7 separate regions of the Homo sapiens genome follow, and regions 2, 3, 4, 5, 6 and 7 are each linked to region 1. Evidence: chromatin contacts called from ENCODE Hi-C or POLR2A ChIA-PET data. All regions are on one chromosome and are shown on one strand. Each heading gives the region's core, a stretch centred on a gene start or an enhancer-like site at or near the end of the contact. The rest is flanking DNA. Distances are from core to core; before and after follow the strand shown. Region 1 holds the start of YARS1 (tyrosyl-tRNA synthetase 1). Region 2 holds the start of PTP4A2 (protein tyrosine phosphatase 4A2). Region 3 holds the start of KPNA6 (karyopherin subunit alpha 6). Region 4 holds the start of TXLNA (taxilin alpha). Region 5 holds the start of KHDRBS1 (KH RNA binding domain containing, signal transduction associated 1). Region 6 holds the start of ZSCAN20 (zinc finger and SCAN domain containing 20). Region 7 holds the start of TMEM39B (transmembrane protein 39B).

The links. A loop is a pair of places that touch in the nucleus more often than their neighbours do. ChIA-PET counts read pairs that join two places held with the same protein, here RNA polymerase II (POLR2A). Pooled maps may share reads with other maps.
Region 2: a loop to region 1 is called in a map with no recorded cell type, with 12 times the contacts of the local background. The contact joins the promoter of PTP4A2 here to the promoter of YARS1 in region 1. A Hi-C loop is called at or near these places in 9 of 37 single-sample maps with no recorded cell type and 10 of 50 pooled maps.
Region 3: a loop to region 1 is called in a map of CD8-positive, alpha-beta T cell, with 13 times the contacts of the local background. The contact joins the promoter of KPNA6 here to the promoter of YARS1 in region 1. A Hi-C loop is called at or near these places in 3 of 168 maps with a recorded cell type or tissue (B cell, CD8-positive, alpha-beta T cell and naive thymus-derived CD4-positive, alpha-beta T cell) and 12 of 50 pooled maps. POLR2A ChIA-PET finds 5 or more read pairs at or near these places in 2 of 52 experiments (activated B cell and activated T-cell).
Region 4: a loop to region 1 is called in a pooled map, with 13 times the contacts of the local background. The contact joins the promoter of TXLNA here to the promoter of YARS1 in region 1. A Hi-C loop is called at or near these places in 1 of 37 single-sample maps with no recorded cell type and 10 of 50 pooled maps. POLR2A ChIA-PET finds 5 or more read pairs at or near these places in 4 of 52 experiments (CD4-positive, alpha-beta T cell, H1, K562 and 1 more).
Region 5: a loop to region 1 is called in a pooled map, with 24 times the contacts of the local background. The contact joins the promoter of KHDRBS1 here to the promoter of YARS1 in region 1. A Hi-C loop is called at or near these places in 4 of 37 single-sample maps with no recorded cell type and 12 of 50 pooled maps.
Region 6: a map of gastrocnemius medialis shows a loop between it and region 1 (5-fold over the local background). The contact joins the promoter of ZSCAN20 here to the promoter of YARS1 in region 1. A Hi-C loop is called at or near these places in 3 of 168 maps with a recorded cell type or tissue (CD4-positive, alpha-beta T cell, gastrocnemius medialis and posterior cingulate gyrus), 3 of 37 single-sample maps with no recorded cell type and 10 of 50 pooled maps.
Region 7: a loop to region 1 is called in a map of OCI-LY7, with 36 times the contacts of the local background. The contact joins the promoter of TMEM39B here to the promoter of YARS1 in region 1. A Hi-C loop is called at or near these places in 4 of 168 maps with a recorded cell type or tissue (B cell, CD4-positive, alpha-beta T cell, CD8-positive, alpha-beta T cell and 1 more), 5 of 37 single-sample maps with no recorded cell type and 14 of 50 pooled maps. POLR2A ChIA-PET finds 5 or more read pairs at or near these places in 4 of 52 experiments (AG04450, BJ, activated CD4-positive, alpha-beta T cell and 1 more).

Annotation. Positions count from the first base shown.
Region 1 is chr1:32,815,979-32,818,678 of GRCh38, reverse strand. YARS1 (tyrosyl-tRNA synthetase 1) reads left to right here and starts at 1,321. Exons shown (of 13, transcript NM_003680.4): 1 at 1,321-1,491. The coding sequence starts at 1,435. It overlaps S100PBP (S100P binding protein), which reads right to left and starts at 1,026. Exons shown (of 7, transcript NM_022753.4): 1 at 990-1,026. RefSeq lists enhancers at 70-179, 613-782, 1,150-1,459, 1,208-1,707, 1,708-2,209.
Region 2 is chr1:31,937,093-31,939,792 of GRCh38, reverse strand. It overlaps PTP4A2 (protein tyrosine phosphatase 4A2), which reads left to right and starts at 1,425. Exons shown (of 6, transcript NM_080391.4): 1 at 1,425-1,806. RefSeq lists enhancers at 839-1,108, 2,219-2,268 and silencers at 1,169-1,548, 1,751-1,922, 1,699-2,038.
Region 3 is chr1:32,106,707-32,109,429 of GRCh38, reverse strand. KPNA6 (karyopherin subunit alpha 6) reads right to left here and starts at 1,374. Exons shown (of 14, transcript NM_012316.5): 1 at 1,296-1,374. The coding sequence starts at 1,299. RefSeq lists enhancers at 644-1,161, 1,119-1,548, 1,162-1,680.
Region 4 is chr1:32,178,299-32,180,998 of GRCh38, reverse strand. TXLNA (taxilin alpha) reads right to left here and starts at 1,324. Exons shown (of 11, transcript NM_175852.4): 1 at 1,223-1,324; 2 at 485-685. The coding sequence starts at 653. RefSeq lists enhancers at 321-370, 381-540, 661-740, 628-1,386, 1,387-2,146 and silencers at 941-1,120, 1,261-1,450.
Region 5 is chr1:32,012,378-32,015,118 of GRCh38, reverse strand. KHDRBS1 (KH RNA binding domain containing, signal transduction associated 1) reads right to left here and starts at 1,251. Exons shown (of 9, transcript NM_006559.3): 1 at 742-1,251. The coding sequence starts at 1,123. RefSeq lists silencers at 243-352, 833-1,042 and an enhancer at 446-1,016.
Region 6 is chr1:33,471,298-33,473,997 of GRCh38, reverse strand. It overlaps ZSCAN20 (zinc finger and SCAN domain containing 20), which reads right to left and starts at 1,353. Exons shown (of 8, transcript NM_001377376.1): 1 at 1,307-1,353.
Region 7 is chr1:32,071,605-32,074,431 of GRCh38, reverse strand. TMEM39B (transmembrane protein 39B) reads right to left here and starts at 1,493. Exons shown (of 9, transcript NM_018056.4): 1 at 1,381-1,493. The coding sequence starts at 1,384. RefSeq lists an enhancer at 1,489-2,094.

The sequences.
Region 1 (2,700 bases), core at 72-2,571:
TGCTTTAGGTAACATTTCACTAGATGAGGGTGCCAGGATTCTCCTCCCACATGGACACAGAGAACAGATGCGCTAAGCTGCAGCAACAGGTTTCTTTTCAAAAAGAAAATGTGCTTTAAAACACTTCAGGCAGGTCTGGTAGAGCTTGGAGTCCCTAATAAATACACAAAACACCGGAGATCAGGTTAGGGCAGGCCGTGGGCAATTCAACCACTTCTAGGACCTTTCCAGGGCCCACTGAGGTAATAACTGCTTTCCCTCTTGCCCTGGAAGTAACTGGTGACGCCGCCTCCAGCCCTTGAGGAGCCGGAGAAAGGGTGGCCCAGGCCCAACCTTTGGAGGATACTGCCTTGGCTCTCTCTCACAAATGCAACGGCCCGGGACGGTGTCGCCTTCCAGGAAGGGCCTTTGCGTCTCCCTCCCCCGGGGACACCGCGAATTCCCGCCTCCCGGCGGAAAGCGGGAGAAGCGAGAGTTTTCTCCCCGCCCCTCCCCCAGTAGGGGCAAACCCGCCCCTCAGCAGGCCTGTGCTGTGCGCTCCTCTCCCGGGGACCACCGTCCTCAGATCTCCCCAGGGAATGGGTCGTCCTCTTCCTGCCCCCACCCGCGAGACGCGGCAGAAAAGCCCGCGGCTATCTTCCCGCCAGCAACAGCCTCCCGCCGAGCCGGCCGGGACAGAGGCGGCCCCCACCCCCACTGGGCAGGGGACTGCAGACGGCGCTCCCCGACTCTCAAGACGACCAGGGAGCTTCCCTTTTCCTCAGCGGGGTGAGGGGCATCTGTCGCCCGCCGACTTGGAGGTGGAGGGGCAGGGACATTCCCTCGCCATCACCTCAGGAGCTAGAACGCGCCCTTCTCGCAGCAGGGCGTGGGCCTCCCAATCCCTCCAAGGGGCGGACGGCGTGCGCAACCCCCTGGAGAAGCAACAGGCGCCCCCATCCCCCTCCAAGCCGGGTAACGCCGACCCCCTCGTCCCTCCCGCTCTTCACCTCCGGAAGCCGGGCCAAAGCCTGGGCGAACGACTGCGCCTCACTCCGCCCCCTGCGCCATTTTATCGCCCCCTCCCCGACCTCCCCTACCCCGAGTCAGCCGGGCCAACACCAGGGGGAGGGCAAACCAGCAGTGATTGGCAGGAAACCGTCCCGCCTCTAGGAGGGTTGTGCCCCGCTCAGGCGCCTCAGCCCCGCCCTCCGCACCGCCCACCGTGCCCACTGGCTCCACCTTTTCCCGTCTCATCGACCTGCTCGACTCTCTGCTGCTCCTCACTTTTTCCGGCCGCTGCCGGAGGGGTCCAGGCCGAGTAAGCGGAGCGCCGAGCCCAGCTGATGCAACCTGGCTGGACTCGCGTGACAGTTCCCGGCACGCGGCGGCGACGGTGACCCAGGAAGGGGCTCTGGTGCCGGGCTGAGCGGGGGAAGCAGGGGTAGCGGAGCCATGGGGGACGCTCCCAGCCCTGAAGAGAAACTGCACCTTATCACCCGGAACCTGCAGGTCAGGCCTGGGGGTTGGAAATGCGCCGTTGGGGATTAGGAGCCCGAGGTTCAGTGATTTTGAGCCCCATTACGGGGTTCTAAGTATGTGGGGCCGGGGACTCGGCGCTGGCGCAGCTCTGAGAGAGCCTGTAGATCTCACTGCTGGTCGGTCAGTCAATCAAGCAGCCCTTCCCTGGGTTCCCCAGAAATCACAGTGGGCTCACCTCTTGCGTCCAGTTGTCTTGTGTTGGAGCCAAACTTTGAATCCAGGACTCCCATTCCACCCCCCTATTAAGTGCCAGACGTGGTGCTTAGTCGCTGGGGATACGTCAAGGGCCTGCCAGAGCTTGTCTGAAGGGGATCAGACGTTAAAAATGACCCATTACGGTTCAAGTAAGTACTGGAAGATGCTATACTGGGAGCTTTAAAGGGAAAGAGAGAAGGGAAGGCTTCCCTGAGGAAGTGACCTCCAAACTGCGCCTTGAAGGAAATGGATCCCCCCCCCTCACTCCACAAATGTTCCGTTTGTTACCAAGAACTACAGGAGTAGAAGTGAACCAGAGGAAGAATGGAAGAATAAGGAGGGAGAGCATTTCAGATGGAGGAAACAGAAATTGTGGCAAATTTAGCTGGAGTGGAGTGAGCAAAGTTATGAGGAAGCACTTAAATATTTATATTGCTTACCCCTTAACTTTTTCAGGCTTCTGACTGTTGTCACCTTATCAGCGACGCATGATTTCCGACCACTTTATTTAAATAACAAACCCTCTGGCACCAGAACTGCCCCATACCTTGCTCTGCCTTTTTTTTGTTATTGTTTCTACATAGTATACATTTTATTTATTTGTTTAAGAGAGGTAGGCAGGGACCAAGTCACGGGAGCCTTGCAGGCCTTATTCTGTTCAATTTTAAATTGGGCTTCCTTCTAAGAGTAGTGATAAATCAGTTGGGCCACACAGCCTGTTCTGTTTTTTCTTTTTAGAGATGTACTTCACATACTATAAAATTCACCCTTTTAAAGTGCACAATTCAGTGGGTTTTAGTATGTTCACAAGGTTGTGCAACCATCACACTATCTTTTTTTTTTTTTTTTTTTTTGAGGCGGAGTCTCGCTCTGTCGCCCAGGCTGGAGTGCAGTGGCCCAATCTCGGCTCATTGCAACCTCCGCCTCCCAGGTTCACGCCATTCTCCTGCCTCAGCCTCCCGAGTAGCTGGGACTACAGGTGAC
Region 2 (2,700 bases), core at 176-2,675, 880 kb after region 1:
CACGGGAGCATCTTCATTTCTTCCTATATAGGCGCCAGTTCTGGGCAGGCAAGACTTCCCAGGGGTGGACAGAAAGAACAGACCCTCCCCAACCCGCAATTCCCAGGGGGAGACATCTCCCTCCCAAGCCAGCCTCCAATGCCGCACTTTGCCATCTGGTCGTGGCCCAAACCAGCCTCCTAGCTCGCTAGTGACCACATTTTCCAAACCAAAACTCAGGACGCATGATCTGGCAAAGAATTTCTGGCTAGCTTCCAAATGCAAGAGGCAAAAACCTTTCCACCTGAGAATCTCTACGATAATCTGCGTCGTTAAAGGTGACATTAAGTCGGAAAGCTTGAAATTCAGGGTCTCTTCTTTCTCACTTTCTCAACTCAAGCGTTTTCTTTTTCTTTCTTTTTTTTTTTTGAGACGGAGTCTCACTCTGTCGCCCAGGTTGGAGTGCAGTGGCACGATCTCGGCTCACTGCAAACTCCGCCTCCCGGGTTCAAGTGAGTCTCCTGCCTCAACCTCCCGAGTAGCTGGGATTACGGCCCTCCTTCCGGGCGGGCGCCACCATGCCCAGCTAATTTTTGTATTTTTAGCAGACACAGGGTTTCACTATGTTGGCCAGGCTGGTCTCGAACTCCTGACCTTGTGATCTGCCCTCCTCGGCCTCCCAAAGTACTGGGATTACAGGTATGAGCCACCGCGCCTGGCCCTTCTCAAGCGTTTTCATACGTTGTTATCGATACGTGAAAGAGCCCATGAGGTAGCTGATTATTATTTCCATTTAATAGTTGATAATACTTGGAATCACTTGCCCAAGATCCTACATCCTGAAAGTCTGAATTTTGGCTTGTCAGGGACAGTTCTTAGGGTGGGTGTGTGTCTTGTGGGCAGAGCTGGGGGTGGCGTATTAATATCTTCGACGAAGATGCACACGCCATTCATTTGGGGCCTCAGGAAGGGCAGCCGAGAACTGAGCTGGCCAGGTTCCCACTTCTGAGTTGGAAATCCCCAAGCCCAGGACGTGGCGGCCACCCCGTCCCATCAGGATCTGACCCGAGGCCTTAGGGCCAAGTAGCGAGAAAGAACCCTTCGACCTTGCAGGTCACACCTCGGCTGCAGGCCCTCGACCCAGCCCAGGTGCGGATGGGCGGGGCGCAGCGTGGGCGAGCGACTCCCCAGGCCACGTTCTGCCTTCCCTCCCCGATCACATGGACTCGCCTTCCGTAGCCGGGAGTGCGGAGCGGAACGAACCACGAGGAGGAGGAGCGGGGGAGGCGCCCAGGGCAGTGGGTCAGCGCCCCGCGGGGCAGGTGGGCGGGCCCAACTGCCCGCGAGCCGGCCAGCCAGCCAGTCAGCGAACGCGGAGGGCGGGCCGGTGGCCCTGCGCGCCGCGCCCCGCAGCGCCCCCTGAGGGGCGGCGGCGGGAGCTGGTTCCGGCTGCGCGCGCAGCGGTGGTGGTGGCGGCGCGATCGGCCGGGCTGTAACCGTCGTCTGTCCGGGAGCGGCTGGAGCGGCAGCGGCGGCCGGGCACGGCGCGAGGTGACGCCACAGGGCAGCGGCGGCAGCGGAGGCAGCGGCGGCAGCAGGAGACGCAGCGGCGGCCGCAGCAGCAGCAGCAAGACGGACTCGTGGAGACGCGCCGCCGCCGCCGCCGCCGGGCCGGGCCGGGTGTCGCGCGCCGAGGCTGGGGGGGAGTCGTCGCCGCCGCCGCCACCGCTACCGCCGCCGCCGCCGCCGCCGAGGTGACTGAGGAGAGAGGCGCCTCCTCGCTCCCGCCACCGCCGGACTTCAATGCCCAGTCCCCAGCTCGCCAGCGTGAGTGCGCCCCTCCCGGGCGGCCCCCGCGCCGGCGCCGGGGGCCTCGGGGAAGGGGAGGGCGGGAGGCGCCGCAGCCATTAGTGCAGGCCGGAGACACGTCCCCGGAAGGAGGGCCGGGCCGGGCCGGGGCGGGGGAGCGAGGGTGGGTGAGCGAGGGGCGGGCTCGTGTGTGTGGAAGGGAGAGAGCTGTGCGAGCGTGGGGGAGAGTGAGTTGGTGAAGGGAGGGCGTGTGAGTGGGGGACAGGGCTGAGTGTCCGTGCGAGGAGGTGGGGGGAGTGGGAGCGCGTCGGGAGGCAGTGTCGATGTTGGGGGAATGTGGGTGAGGGCAGGGGAGGGTATGGGTGTGTGGGGAGCGTGTGGGCATGAGGGGTGGTGGTAGAATGAGTGAGTAAATGGGGGAGGAGAGAGTTGAGAGTGTGGTAAAGAGCGGGTGAGTGTGGGGGGAGAACATGGTGTGTGTCGGTGAGAAGGTGCGTGGCAGAGGCAGGAGTGTGGTAGGGTGTGCCGGCGTGTGTCCAGTGTGTGAGCAGGCATCCTAGAGGCCCTTCCCCTTGGTCTTTGTGTGTGGCGATAGTGAACCCTGGTGTGTTGGGTTGGGGAGTTCTTTCCGGGAGCATCTTGTCCGTGGGTCTTCAGGTTCAAGTATGAGGAAAGGGGGTATAAGTCTCCTCCAGCGGCACTATGATCTTCTGGCTCTGGGATTTTAATTTTTTTCCCCCAGAAAGGATGTGATGTGTTTTTTTGTTGTTGTTCTATACATTTTTTTCTCCCACGTTTCATGACTTCAAAGTAAATTTTCAAATTTGTCAATGATGCCATCCTATCCTAGTCTGGGGCCCCTGAGAGCTAACGAAAAGAAGTTTGTCTGTTGCCCAAAATCCTACACTCTGG
Region 3 (2,723 bases), core at 125-2,624, 710 kb after region 1:
GAGGCCGAGGCAGGCGAATCACTTGAGGTCAGGGGTTCGAGACCAGCCTGGCCAACATGACGAAACCCTGTCTCTACCAAAAACACACAAAAATCAGCCGGGCGTGGTGGTGGGTGCCTGTAATCCCAGCTACTCGGGAGGCTGAGGCAGGAGAATCGCTTGAACCCGGGAGGCAGGAGGTTGCAGTGAGCCGAGATCGCGTCACTGCACTCCAGCCTGGGCGACAGAGCAAGACTCTATCAACAACAACAACAAACAGCAGTTACAAACTAGGCTTGGGAGTGTTCACCCTGGCTTAGCCACTGCATGACCTTGGGTAAGTTACTTTACCTCTCTAAAGCTCAGCTTCCACATCTGTAAAATGGCAATGGTAGCATCTATTTCCTTAGGTTGTACAAATTAAGTAAAACAAGACATGTAAAGCAATCAGAACAATGCCCGTACGTAGAAAGAGCTTAGCAAATTTCACAATTTTTACTGCTTTAGAGGAATTACCACTGTTGGTTCTGTCTCTAAATCCAAAGACTTCGCCATGGTATTCTCTCTGAACAGAGGCCTTGCCAGCCGGAGTCCCCTCAGAAAGATCAACAGGTCGCTCCTTTTCTCCTTACCAGGGCCAGCCCAGAAACCTAAAGTCCTCAACCTAAAGATGGCCAAGAGGACTTGGCCTTTGGTGTTCTACCATCACAAGCGATGCCACTCTGAGCCCAACCGAACCACACTATTTCCGCCTTGATTCCGTTCTCCCGGCCTTCAGCGGCGCAAGCTGCCCTCGGCCTGGCTGCCCATGCTTACCGGCCTAGTGCTGGCTCGCCTGACGTCCCCTCACTAGAGGACTCCACCTCGCTACGTAGGTAGGACTTCCCTGAGTTCAGGGGAGCCACTGAATCTAGTCAAGACACGCGTTGGCCAAACACAACCCAGGAGAAAGCTACCTTAGCGCCGCCCAGGCCTGCCGCCGGGAGCCCGTCCCCCAGCCCCAGTCTGGGCGCAGGACAGAGAGTAGGCCCCTTTCTACCTCCCAGGAACACGTGGGCTCCTGCCCGAGGCCACCATGTGGGGGGCTCCAGGCGTGCCAAGGTGTCCCCGAAACCAGCACCAAAGGACTGCTTCCAGCACGGGCCCTAGCTCGGCCCAAAACTGGCAAGAGGGGCACTCCCGGCCTGACTTTTCCCCTCAGACCTAGCTAGAGGGGATGCAGACATCTTCCGCAGACCGGAGACAGGCTCTCGCCAAATCCCAGGCCCCGACACTCCCTGAGCCCAAGAACCCTACTGCGTGGTTTCCTCACTCACCCATCGCGGGTCCGCTCGCTCACTCTTGGCGGCGGAGGCAACGGCGGCAGCTTCAGCGGCAGCTTTCAGTAGACAATATGGCGGATCTGTAGGACGGCAGCCCGAAAGGGACAAACCAGTTAACTCCAGGACGAAACGCTTTATTGGCCCAATCGCCTATCATTACACCGAAAGTGCGCACTTAAAGAGACCGCAGCTACTAAAGGTGGGGAGTGGAAATGAAATAGGAAAGGAGTGGTTGGGAGGAGACTGGAAGGGATACCTAAGAAAGTTAAGTGTGTCTAGGAGTTCCCAGCTGTTTCTGCTACTATTTCTTTTTTATAGTGAGATTTCTTTACCCGGAACTTTTTCTCCCAGAAGCTTATCCCTCCTTTTTTTTTTTTTTTTTTTTTTTTTTTTTTTGAGACGCAGTCTCGCTCTTGTCCCCCCAGGCTGGAGTGCGATGGCGCGATCTCGGCTCACTGCACACTCTGCCTCCCGAGTTCAAGCGATTCTCCTGCCTCGGCCCCCCGAGTAGCTGGGATTACAGGCGCCTGCCACCACGCCTGGCTAATTTTTGTATTTTTACTAGAGACGGTGTTTCAACCATGTTGGCTAGGCTGGTCTTGAACTCCTTACCTCAGGTGATCCGCCCGCCCCCAAAGTGCTGGGATTACAGGCTTGAGCCACCGCTCCGGGCCAGTTTATCCCTTCTTCTAATAGTTGAAACCAATCGGCTGGGCGCTGTGGCTCACGCCTGTAATCCCAGCACTTTGGGTAGGCCGAGGCGGGCGGATCACCTGAGATCAGGAGTTCGAGACCAGCCTGCCCATGGTCTCTACTAAAAATACAAAAATTAGCTGGGTGTGGTGGCGCATGCCTGTAATCTACTTGGGAGGCTGAGGCAGGAGAATTGCTTTAACCCGGGAGGCAGAGGTTGCAGTGAGCCGAGATTGTGCCACTGCATTCCAGCCTGGGAGACAAGAGCAAAACTCCGTCTCTAAAAACAAAAACAGCAATCATAGACCTTGGGCTGAATATGAACAACGAATCATCTAGAGAGGGGAAGTGCCTTGCTCAATGAGGCTATGGAGAGAAGGAAACAAAGAAGTAAGACTAAACTCAGGTTTTCTGATTAGGCCTACGTAGGTAGCCCTAGTTGAGGTTGCAATCTTATTGGGAGATGAGAAATAGAAAAATAGGGCTGGGTGTGGTGGTTCACGCTTGTCTATAATCCTAACACTTTGGGAAGCTGAGGCCAGAGAATCACTTGAGGCCAGGAGCTCAAGACCAGACTGGGCAACACAGTGAGACCCCATCTCCACAAAAAATAAATTAAAAGAAAAAAATTAGCCAGGCATGGTAATGAGCACTTGTACTTGGGCGGCTGAGGCGAGAGGATCACTTGAGTCCGGGAGGTCAAGGCTGCAGTGCCATGACTGTGTCACT
Region 4 (2,700 bases), core at 75-2,574, 640 kb after region 1:
TTTACTTGTAAAATGACACAACTATTTCTCACTACCACCCGAACATATTTGTTAGATCATAAAAGTATGTAAAGCATCAGCACACAGGGATGGCACGGAGCAACTTCTAGTCCATCTCCTTCCCCCCCACAAAACCATTTCTTGCCATTCAGATCATTCTAGAAATGCCTCAAACAGGAAGGGCAGTTAGCTGCTGGTGGCTGAGGTGTTTCTAACGGGACCTGGATTTCCTGACTGGGTGCCTCGTTTGGCTGCCACCTGACTTAATCCCGTCGGAGCTTCTCTCCAGAACTCTGTTCCTGTGCTTAGAGGGGGCAGCTCCGCCAACTCGCCAGAGCGCAGGGGGGACCGCGGCCCCCAGCACTGTCCTCTCATTCTACATCTCCTCCTCCCGGACAACCTGGCCTCGGCCTGTAAGTCCAGAAGCGAGGCCGACCCCACAGCTCCTCCCCCTGCCCGCTGGCAACGCAGAGCTGGCACACACCCTCCGGCTTCCGAGGAGCCTGGCTGCTGCCGGGACCTTCTGCTTCTACTGCAGGAGCCGCCTGGCTGGGCCGCTCCTGGGCTCCCTCGGGTCCTGCTTCCGGTTGTCCTGGGCTGCTTTTTGGATTGGATTGTTTGGCAGCCCCGTTCTTTTTGTCTTGGTTCTTCATTGTGATGAGCGATGCTGGGTCAGGAGAAGATCCTTTAGAAACAAACACAGTTGCTATTTTCCAGACTTCGAAATTCTTCGCAGCCTGGATCAGAAATCCCCACAGCAGGCGCACAAAGCTTCTTAAAATAAACGGACCGGCAGGCCCGGGCGGAGGGCGCCAACGGCTCTCTGGTCTTGGCGGGTCAGGAGAGCCCGACGTGCCGGGGCAGGCTTTCGGGGCGCAGCTCCCACAGCGGGTGAGGGAAGAGGCCTCTTCTCCCTGGAGCCACTTCCCGGCACAACCGGCCCCCTCGCGGCAGGCCGGGCGCGGGATTGGCTCAGGGCCGGAGACTGACGTGGCGGGACTCCCGGCACCGCCCCCGCCCCTCAGGCCCCACGTGCGCCCCCCGCGCGCGCAGCCACCCACGCCCCGCGCGCCCTCAAGCCGCGAGGCACGCCCGCGCATGCGCATATCCCCAGACAGCCCCCGGCCCACGCGGGGAGTTGGCGTGATTTCCCCACAGGCCGAGAACATCCCGGCCCGCACACTCTCAAATAGTCTCGCCCACCGGCCGCCGCTGCACGTACCTCACCGCCGACGTCCGATGGCTTCCCCACCTCTGGCCTCGCACCGGAAACCCCGAGTAACTGCTGCCGGCCAGCCGCCTGCTCCCGCCTCAGCCAATCAATAGCCGGCGCCGGCGCGGAGCTTGCTGGGAAGGACGAAGCGAGGGCGGCCTCGGAGGCGGGCGCCCCGGCAGGGCGGGGCAGGGAAAAGACTACGCGTCCCTCTTTACGCAGGGGCTAGCCGCAGATCCCAAGGTGCATAAGGGACTGTAGTCCTGGGAGTCCAAAAGGAGCCCGTCATTCTGCACGAGTGCCCATGTCAACCTTGTTTCTATCTCGCAGAAGCTATGCTTCAACTCCCAAAGCCTTGCGCCTGGCTGTTGTTTCCTGCAGGCCTCCATCAAACCTTCCTCCCTGGCCGTGAACAAATGTGACTCCATCCGGGAACTCCGAGGACTCGGGAAGAGGGATAGAGTCCTGGGCTGAGACTCAGGAGACCCATACTCCAGTCCCAACTTCATCACGGATTTGCTGTGTGGCTGGACGTTCTGTTCTCTCTCTGGGCCTCAATGTCCTTCTTCCAAAGGAGGCTTTTAATAACAATAGCAGTTCCTTGAACGCTTACTGTGTGCTTTCCCGCTATCTAATAGCTTGGTTCTCATAACCACTCATAGAAATAACTACTATCTGTTATCCCCATTTTACGGAAAAGGACAGTAAGAGAAAGGTTAGGTAACTTATCCAAGGTCATATCGATAGTGAGTGGTTAAAACAGGGATTCAAAACTGGTAAGTCTGAGACCAGCACCCAGGTAATTACCTGGTCTTTCACCCAGAAGAAACACTACCACAGCAGGTTTCCCTGAGGCAGTCAAGGTAACTTGTGAAAGTAGGTCATATTTTCCCCTCTCCATTACCATTTTGGCAGTCAGTTCCTCAGAAAGGTGCTGAGTTAGGCTTCAGGCATATTCATGAGCCTTTTCTCTACCCCACACTCTACAAAGTCTCACTGGGGTTAAAGTAGAAAAAACCCCCACAGTTCCCTACACATGAGATCACAATTCTGTATCCCCATTGCTTCTGGATAATGAAATCAAACCCAACAATCCTTGTGCCTGGAATTTGAAGCCTAAGAGATTTGACTTTTGCCAAACCCAAAATTTTTTGAGGCCCAGTTCAAAGGTCACTTCAGAGCCTTCCCAGTGCTCTGCAAACCGTACTTGCTCCCTAGGTCTGCAGAGTTGTTACAGCATTAGCAGTGAGGTGTTGAAATTACTATTTACTTATAAGTCAGTTAATTTTGCAAGAACTGTTGGCTAAATAGTCTAGTCCCAGAGCCTCGCATCAGGCTGTGGGTAGAGAAGATTGTAAACTGTTGTGCTAATTGAGCGTTGGTTTAGGGCTGTTAGGATGTTAAATATTTCCCCCAAAGGCTCAGTGAAAGACTTCAGAGCCGTGCATGTTGGATTTCAGATTTTCAGATTGGGGAAGCTCAACCGG
Region 5 (2,741 bases), core at 2-2,501, 800 kb after region 1:
GGGAAACGTCATGTGAACTACGCGGGAGTCCCTATCGTCCCATTTCACTGTCTCTAGGGTTACTTCACTCCTTCAACGACAGTGAACACACGGTGTAAAATGGCTCAGTAGCAATTCTTATTTTATCAGCCTTAGTCGGAAATCTGATTCGGAAACCTCAAGCTCCGATCCACATAAATCGCTCCTTCCTCCCAGCAACTTAAGCTGCGGTTACCGCTAAGTCCGGCTCGGCCCCAGCGACAGCAAGGCACTGGACAGGGCATTCCAGCCTCACCCCACCTCACCTCGGCCCTTCCTCCCACGGTCCCTCCCCGCTCTGGCTGTCTTCACCTCCTACACCTCGGTCGAGGCGCTCATCGCCACCCGCGATCAAAAAGGGTTTCCCTTCAGGGAAAGGGGGAAATGAAGGTTCATTTCTGGAAGAATCTGCGCGCCCGGCAGCCGCAAGAGGAGGGAGGAGGGAAGAGTCGGGAAAGGGGCGGGGAGCTCAGCACTATCCATCAAGACATTAGCGCTAGGGGATCGCAAAGTCGCCTTCGGGCCTCCACTGCAGCCTAGAAATTCTCCCACGCACTCCGGGCTGAGGTGGGAATGTGGAATCCAGGCTCCCAAAAATGAGGATGAGACCGGAACTCCCGACTGCCTCGGTCCCGAGGGGGCGGGAAGCGAGAGGAACAAAGCCAGGGCCACTCATGCCCGGGATGGCCGGGCGACCCAGAGGGACACGGGAGGCCCCCTTACCTGCCGTCAGCAGCTGCATGGCGTGAGTGAAGGACGGGTCGAGCGAGTCCTTCTCGGCCATGAGTTCGGGCAGGTACTTGTTCTCTGGCTCCATCTTGACCGAGGCTGTGGCCGAGGGGGGCAGCAGCGGGGTCGGCGCTGGCCCGCCCACTGTCGCGTCGGGACCCGTGGCCGAGGGCGGCAGCAGCGGTGGCGGCTGCGTGGCGGGCGAGGCCCGGGCGCCCCCGCGGGATCCCCCTCCGCCTCCCCGGGACCGGTGAGGCAGCGGCGGCTGCCGAGACGGCGTCTGACGCACCGAGGGGTGGGCACCGGAGGGGTCCATGGAGCCGCTACGGCCCGAAGACCGGCTCATGCGCGCGGCGGGGTCGTCCCGGCGCTGCATCTGGGAGGATGTGCGATCCAAGGAGCGAGAAAGCGACGCGGCAGCGACGGAGGCCCGAGCGGCGGTTGGCGGGGGTGGCAGAGCGGGAGCGGTAGCGACCGAAGCCGACCCGAGCGACCCAGCGAGAGAGAGCACCGGAAATGAGGCGGCGCGCGTGCGCAGCCAGCCACCGGCACCGCCCTTGGGTTTCTCCGCGGAGAACAAAGTCCCCAGTCCGGCCACGGCGCCTGCGCACCGCCGCGGCGTCCGAGAAGTCGCCTCCCGACTCTGGCTTTCCCTCCGCTCCCGCCAGGCCAGAGCTTGATGCGCATGCGCGGGAGGCAGTGGGCTCCGTTCGTTTCGTTTTCCACGTGACTCGGCGCTAGCGGAACACGTGTCTCCTCCCCTTTCTGGCGTGGAGGGGGCGGGAGCTGTGGAATGTCTTTGTCTGCGCGCGGGCCCGCGGAGTGTGGGGCGGGAGACCTGTTACTCGCGGGGCCACGCCCTCTCCAACGGCTGAGCAGTGGAGGGAGGCTGTGGGGAGTGGGGTGGGGGGCGGTCACCGAAGTAAGGAAGTAAAAGACTGCCGAGAGGGTCACGGAAAGGGGAGGGAGAGAGAATTGAGACCGCCTGGGGAGGAAGACAGGAGTGAGACAGACTGCACAGGGAGAAAGGAAGGCTGAGGGAGAGTCTGATGCAGGGGGAAAGTTGGGGAAGGGAAACCTGGAGGGAGAAATTGAGGAAGGACGGCTTGGTGGAAACACTGAAGGCGATTGGAGTACTTGAACTAAGAGGGATGGTTCAGATCAGAGATCTGAAGTCTAGCAAAGAAAAGGGTCCCAGACATCAGGGAACACAAGAAGTTGTTTCCAGTATATATATTTCCAGTATTACATATATTCCAGTCGGTTCTAAAACGGTTGACATTGTTGGTACGGGAAATCTTAAGCAGCATTTTAGCTCTTTTTACATATTTTACTGCTTTTTCTGAATTGTGTTTGTTTTGTTTCGCCGTCATTATTGCCAATTAAGTGTTTCTTCCTTCAAAAAGTGAGGTAGAGACCAGATCCTTAATCCACGTTGGTTGCATCATTAGGATGGCTTCTTCTACCACTCCAGACTTGCTCAAAGAGACCCTTGCCACTACTCTCAAAGGCAAGGTACATAGTGGACAGTCGCCTACGACGTTCTCCACATCCTGGTGTGCTATATGCAAGTGGAGCCTTAGGTCCCTACTTGTCCCATAAGCCATCAAAAGCCTGGTGCCCTCTCTAACTTTCCCTTCCCTCCGCAGATTATTTTCTTCTTCCATTTAAAGCACTCACTCCCATCTCTTTTCCTTCTGGATTAGTTCTCCTAATGAGCCCACACTTTTCAAAAGTCTTTGGGGACCGGTGCGGTGGCTTATGCCTGTAATCCCAGCACTTTGGGAGGCCTAGGTGGGAGGATTACTTGAGGCTAGGAGTTCGAGAGCAGCCTGGACAATATAATGAGACCTCATCTCTACAATAAAAAAAGTTTCCGCCCGGCTTGGTGGCTCATGCCTGTGATCCCAACACTTTGGGAGGCCGAGGTGGGCAAATCACCTGAGGCCAGGAGTTCGAGACCAACTTGGCCAACATGATGAAACCCCATCTTT
Region 6 (2,700 bases), core at 104-2,603, 660 kb before region 1:
CTGCCCTGGAAATCCACTGGCAATAGAAGTCTTCAAGGCTGGTATAGCAAAGCTTACCCTGCATGGTCTTCATTCACACATACATACATCAAGTATTTACTGCTTTACATCAAGTGTTTACTGCTCTAGACTGGGCAATGGGGAAACAGAGGTGATTGAGACACTGTTCCTGTCCTGGAGATGTTCACAGTCTAATGGAAGAGACACACACTTCACAGATAATTATGATCAAATGTGGTAATAGGAGAAGTTATGGGAGCTGAGGGTTGGGGGTGACTTAATTTGCTTAAGGGAATTGAGCAAAGTAAGAGTTGAAATTTTTTTAAGTTAAAGAAGTTCTCTTGGCAAAGAAGGTGAAGGGCAAGGAGAGAATATTCTAAGCTGAGAGAACAGCATATATAATGATGGAAAACCAAATGGCCTACCCAGGAAACGAGGAAAACCTTGACAGCCCTGGAGTGTGAGGTGCATGAAGATTAGGCTGCAAAAGGAGTTTATGAAGGACAAGGTGTTTGGACTTTACAGGTGCTGGGTGCCAATGAAAGTTTTCAAGCAGAAGGCATAATCAGATTTGTAGGTGAAACAGATCACACTAGGTGCAATGTGTGTGTTCATGCTGGGAAACTGAAAAGGCTTCTGCGAAAACCCTACAAGAAAGAGGCCGACTGAAAAGATATTAAAGAAATTAAAGATCGGAAGATCCTTGGACGTGGAAGAATGCAAGAGGAATCAGTGGGTAAGTAGGTAGGTAGGTAGGTAAATGGGATGATCGTGCCACTGACTTCCATAAGACATAAGGAAAGAAGTGCAGGTTTGGGGCAGAACACAATAGCCAGTCCCATCCACTGGGTTCCAGAGGTAACAATCATTAGGGAGGTAACAAATTAGATATGCTTGTTCTAGATGGGAAGGTAGAGATTGAAACACTATTTTTAAGGTCGGGCTTCAAGCTCAGGCCCTCTTCACTTCTTGCCAGGGCCCCAGACCCTCTATCCTTTCCTCTGTGGTCTCCAGACCTTTCTATGACTCTCCCACCTCCAAAACCTCCCTCAACCCCCTCACCTTCAGACCCTTCTAAGGCCCTCCTCATTCCCAGGGCCCTCTATCGCCTCCTCATCCCCGACCCCTGTATGACCCTTCCCATCTCCGGCCTCTACATCCTTTGACCGTCCCTCACCCTCCACCCCCACATATAAGCTTCTTTCTCCCCTCTCACCTTCCCCAGCCCCCTGTGTCACCACCACCTCCTAAGTCTCCAGCCCAGAGCCTGCGTCTCAGCTGCCCCCGCCCCGCCACCCGGACTCACCCACCGAGACACCCACTTCACAACAGGGCGGAAGTGCTCCCGGGCTCGTGCGGGGAATGCTGGGACGCGGAGTCCGAGCGGCGCCACCCTGGGAATGGAACGTCTGAGACCACAATTCCCAGAAGGAACCGCGCGAGCGCCGGGGGCGGCCCCCTCCGTTTGCTGCCTTTCAGACGTCTTCAGCCAATAGATATGTCATCTTCTAACGGACCCTGGCACTGGAACAAATCGGAACGGGCGCGACACATGGGGGCGGGACCTGTTGCGATCCTGGCCTTTTCCATAGGCTTCCGGATAACAGCACCGCCCAATGGGAGGGCACTCGAGCAGAAGGGGGCCCAGTTCTACTGAGGGGTCGAAGTGAGAGCCTCAGACCCTGAAAGATCAAAGCAGACACAATAAGAAATAAGAAGAGAGAATGACTAGAGGTGACCAGCCCGATAGGCAGGAGAGAACTGGACAGTTGTAGCTTTAATTTCCAGCTTACAGCTAAGCTGTGTGACTTTGGAAGAATTCTGAACCTCGTTCTCTTCAACCATAAAATGAGGGTAGTAATGGCATCCATGTCACAGAGTTTTGTGAACTTTCAATGAGATAATACACCTAAAACGATTAGCTCAGGGCCTGGCTCCTAATAATGCACAGCGATTGTTAGCTATTATTATGTAAATCAGTTAGTACAGAGCTTGGCACTTCCTAGGTGTTGGAAGAATGTTAATCATTATTACAAAATAATCCTCATATAAATGCGGGTGCTCTGTACCACTGTGAATACTTTGGGGCATGAACAATCTAATGTGGTGTTGAGAATGGGGGCTTTGTAGTCAGACATGGATCCAAATCCCAACTCAACTACTTCGCAGCTGTGTGGCCTTGAACAAATTACTGCCATCTATTTTGTCTTTGGAATTTTCATCTATAAAATGCAAGTAATGTAAGAGAACTTACATCACAGGGTGTTATGAAGGTTAAATGAGACTATTTAGGTAAAAGTCTCTGAAGTCAAGCTGCTTGTGTCTGAAAGTTCTTACTTTCAAATGAAGGATGCAGGTCATACCACCCGCGTTGTGAAACCTTGGGCAAATTACTTAGCTTCTTTATGCCTGCATTTTCCCAGCTGTAAAATGGGAATGATAATACTTGCCTCTTCCTGAGACAGTTGTTGAGAGGAATAAATGGGAGAAGGTATGTAAAGAGCGTGACACATGTCTGACACACAGAAAGTGTTTAATAATCATTAGCTAGTCCAGGCACGGAGGCTCATGCCTGTAATCCCAGCCCTCTGGGAGGCTGAGACGGAAGGATCGCTTTAGTCCAGGAGTTTGAGACCAGCCTGGGCAGCGAAGTGAGACCTCGTCTCTATTTTAAAAAATAGAAAATACAATAATATACAT
Region 7 (2,827 bases), core at 244-2,743, 740 kb after region 1:
TGAACCCAGCAAGGTAGGTTTTTCACACATTAGGAAACTCAGCTTACACTATGTCACAGTATCGTGGCTGGGTCGTGTGCTCTCAACTCTGGTACACATTGGGCCCCATTCAGACATAAGTTTCTGGAGGCCTATAACTCTGGGTAACTTTGGGACAGCTTTTTCATCCAGGGCCCCATGATTCAGCTCAAAGGGCATTCTGGGATCTCATGGGCAGGACCCAGGGCCTAAATAAAGGGTCAAGGATATGGCTGGGAGAATCCTGTGGCTGTGGACTGAAAAATTGGACCTACTAGGCTGAGCAGTCTAGCCCAAGCTCCCACGCACCACTTCGCACAAAAGTTCTGCACAAAGCTCCTAAGCACCTAAAAAAGTCACAACCTGACTGGGTGTGGTGGCTCACGACTGTAATCTCAGCAATTTGTGAGGCCGAGGCGGGAGGATCGCTTGAGACCAGGAGTTGGAGACCAGCCTGGGCAACATGGCGAAACCCGGTCTCTATTAAAAAATATATATACATACATATACATATTTTTAAAAAGTTATAACCTGTTCATACCTCTTCACAGTAACACAGCAGCCTCCATTCACATACACCCCACGCCGTAGCATCTCAGCTCGGAAGCGTTTCCCACACTTCGGAGCCAATTTTGGGCTTGGATGTATGCCCAAAATTATAAACCTCCACAAGTCTCTAAAAAGTACCTGGCGAAGAGCTCTGCCCTCCATAAACCCCCAGACCAGAAGCTCTGTTCATACGCTGTTATACTTGGCTTAGAAAATCCCACACAAACACCCTTAGTCCAGTCCAGAAGCTCTGCCCACACCCACTCTCCTCTCTTTAGAAGCTCTGCACCCACATAAAGCCCCTCAGCCCAGAAGCTCCGCCTACACACAACTGTCAGCCCAGAAACCCCGCCCACAAGCCAATAAAAGCCCTCTCAGCCCAGAAGCCCCACTCCAGAATGGGCTCCCTCAGTCGGAAGTCTCCCCGCTCCACCGCCCCCAGTGTAACCCCTCCAACCCAGAAACGCCGACTGCACTAGCGCCCCCTGCCCAGAATCTCCACCCTTAGCGCTGAAGCCACGCCCACTGGTAAGTCCCGCCCCCCTTTCTAGCCCCGACGAGCTGGTCCTCACGAAAGCCCAAGCCCCCACAGGGCTTCGTCTTAGAAGCCCCGCCCACCGTCCAATGTCCCGCCCCCACAACAGAGGCCCCACCCCGCAAAACGACAGGAGGGGGCGGGATCCCGTCTGCGCTCGCATCCCCTCCCCCTCCCGTCACCGGGCTCCTGTCCGCGTGGAGCAGCAATTAGCAGCCTGGCCATCCTAACCCGTGCGCCCGCTCGTTGCCAGGCCGAGCCTGAGCCGCTCTGCTCACCCATCTCCTCCCCCCGGTGCTCTCCGCTTCGCCGCCGCAGCTCCTGCGGGCAATATGTCGGAGGCGACGGCGGCCGGGAGAGGACTAACCGCCGCAGCCCAGTCCCGGGTATCAGCCGCGCGCTCCCGCCGCGCCGCTACATTTGCATACAAGGCGGGCTGGAAGCTGGCGCGCGCTTCTTAAAGGGGCCGCCCGGACGGAGGCGGTGCCTGCGCGCTCTTTGTCTCTCGGTCCCCCACGCCCTTCCTGCAGCTGCTGGTGAAGAGACTCAAGAGGGAGGGGAACGGAACCCACCTCCTGCTCTTCCCGTGCGTGTCTTCTCTCAGCATCTCCTGGACCGGGGCGGCGGCGACCGGAGGAGGGTGCGGAGCCGCCTCTCCGCTCCCCTAGGGGTGGACCATATCCCTGACCGGTCCGCAGGCACCTCCAGCCCAGCCCCACGTTGCGCTTCATCCTTCTCTTAGGCCTCACTGCGCTTTAGTCCACCCCAGTCAAAATCCAGGAGTCATTTCCTCCCTCCCTCGGCCCCCACATCCGATCTTTGCCTTAGTCTTTGTGAGCCTAAGTCCTAAATATTTCTCACATTTGACGTTACTCACCGTTCTCATTGTCAACACCGTGGTTCAGATCCTGACTGCCATTTCCCAGCCTTGCAATCTTGTTTTTTTATGCTTTACGATGAGGCTGCTGATGGTCACCGTGTAGGTTTCGGTGAGGGTTAAATGAAATAGAGCATGCAGAACTGAGTCTGTTTTAGTATTAGCCATCACGATGTTTGGAGAAGCATTGACTAAATGAGCTACATTTATTGTCATTAGGATTCTTCCCTCACAAGACCTACAAGCAGTTTTAGTCATCTTGTAGCTCCATTGCTTAGCACAGTGCTTGGCACTTAATAGCAGTATTCAATTAATTGAATGAATTAGTAGATATTTCATTAATAGTCATAGAGCTTACAGTCAAGTGGGAGGAGATAGACATGAACAAAATTGGTAAATTCTGTAGTATGTTAGATGGGAATGGTGTGAAGGAAAAACAGGAAAGGGGGATGGGGTTGCAGTTTTAAATAGGGCAGGCAGAGCAGGCTTCAGAGTTGACTTGAGTAAACACATGAAGGAAATGAGTGAGTCAGTGGTGCAGATTTCTGGAGAAAGGGGGCATTTCAGGCAGAGGGAATAGTTAGTGCAAGGTCCCTCAGGCAGGAGGGTGTATTTATTTTATTATTTTGTTTTTTGAGGGGATGGAGTCTCTGTTGCCCAGGCTGGAGAGCAGTGGCTCGATCTCGGCTCACTGCAACCTCCACCTGCTGGGTGCAAGCGATTCTCCTGCCTCAGCCTCCCAACAAGCTGAAATTACAGGCGTGCACCACCATGCCCGGCTAATTTTTGTTTTTGTTTTGTTTTGTTTTTTTGAGACTGGAGTCTCCCTTTCTGTTGCCCAGGCTGGA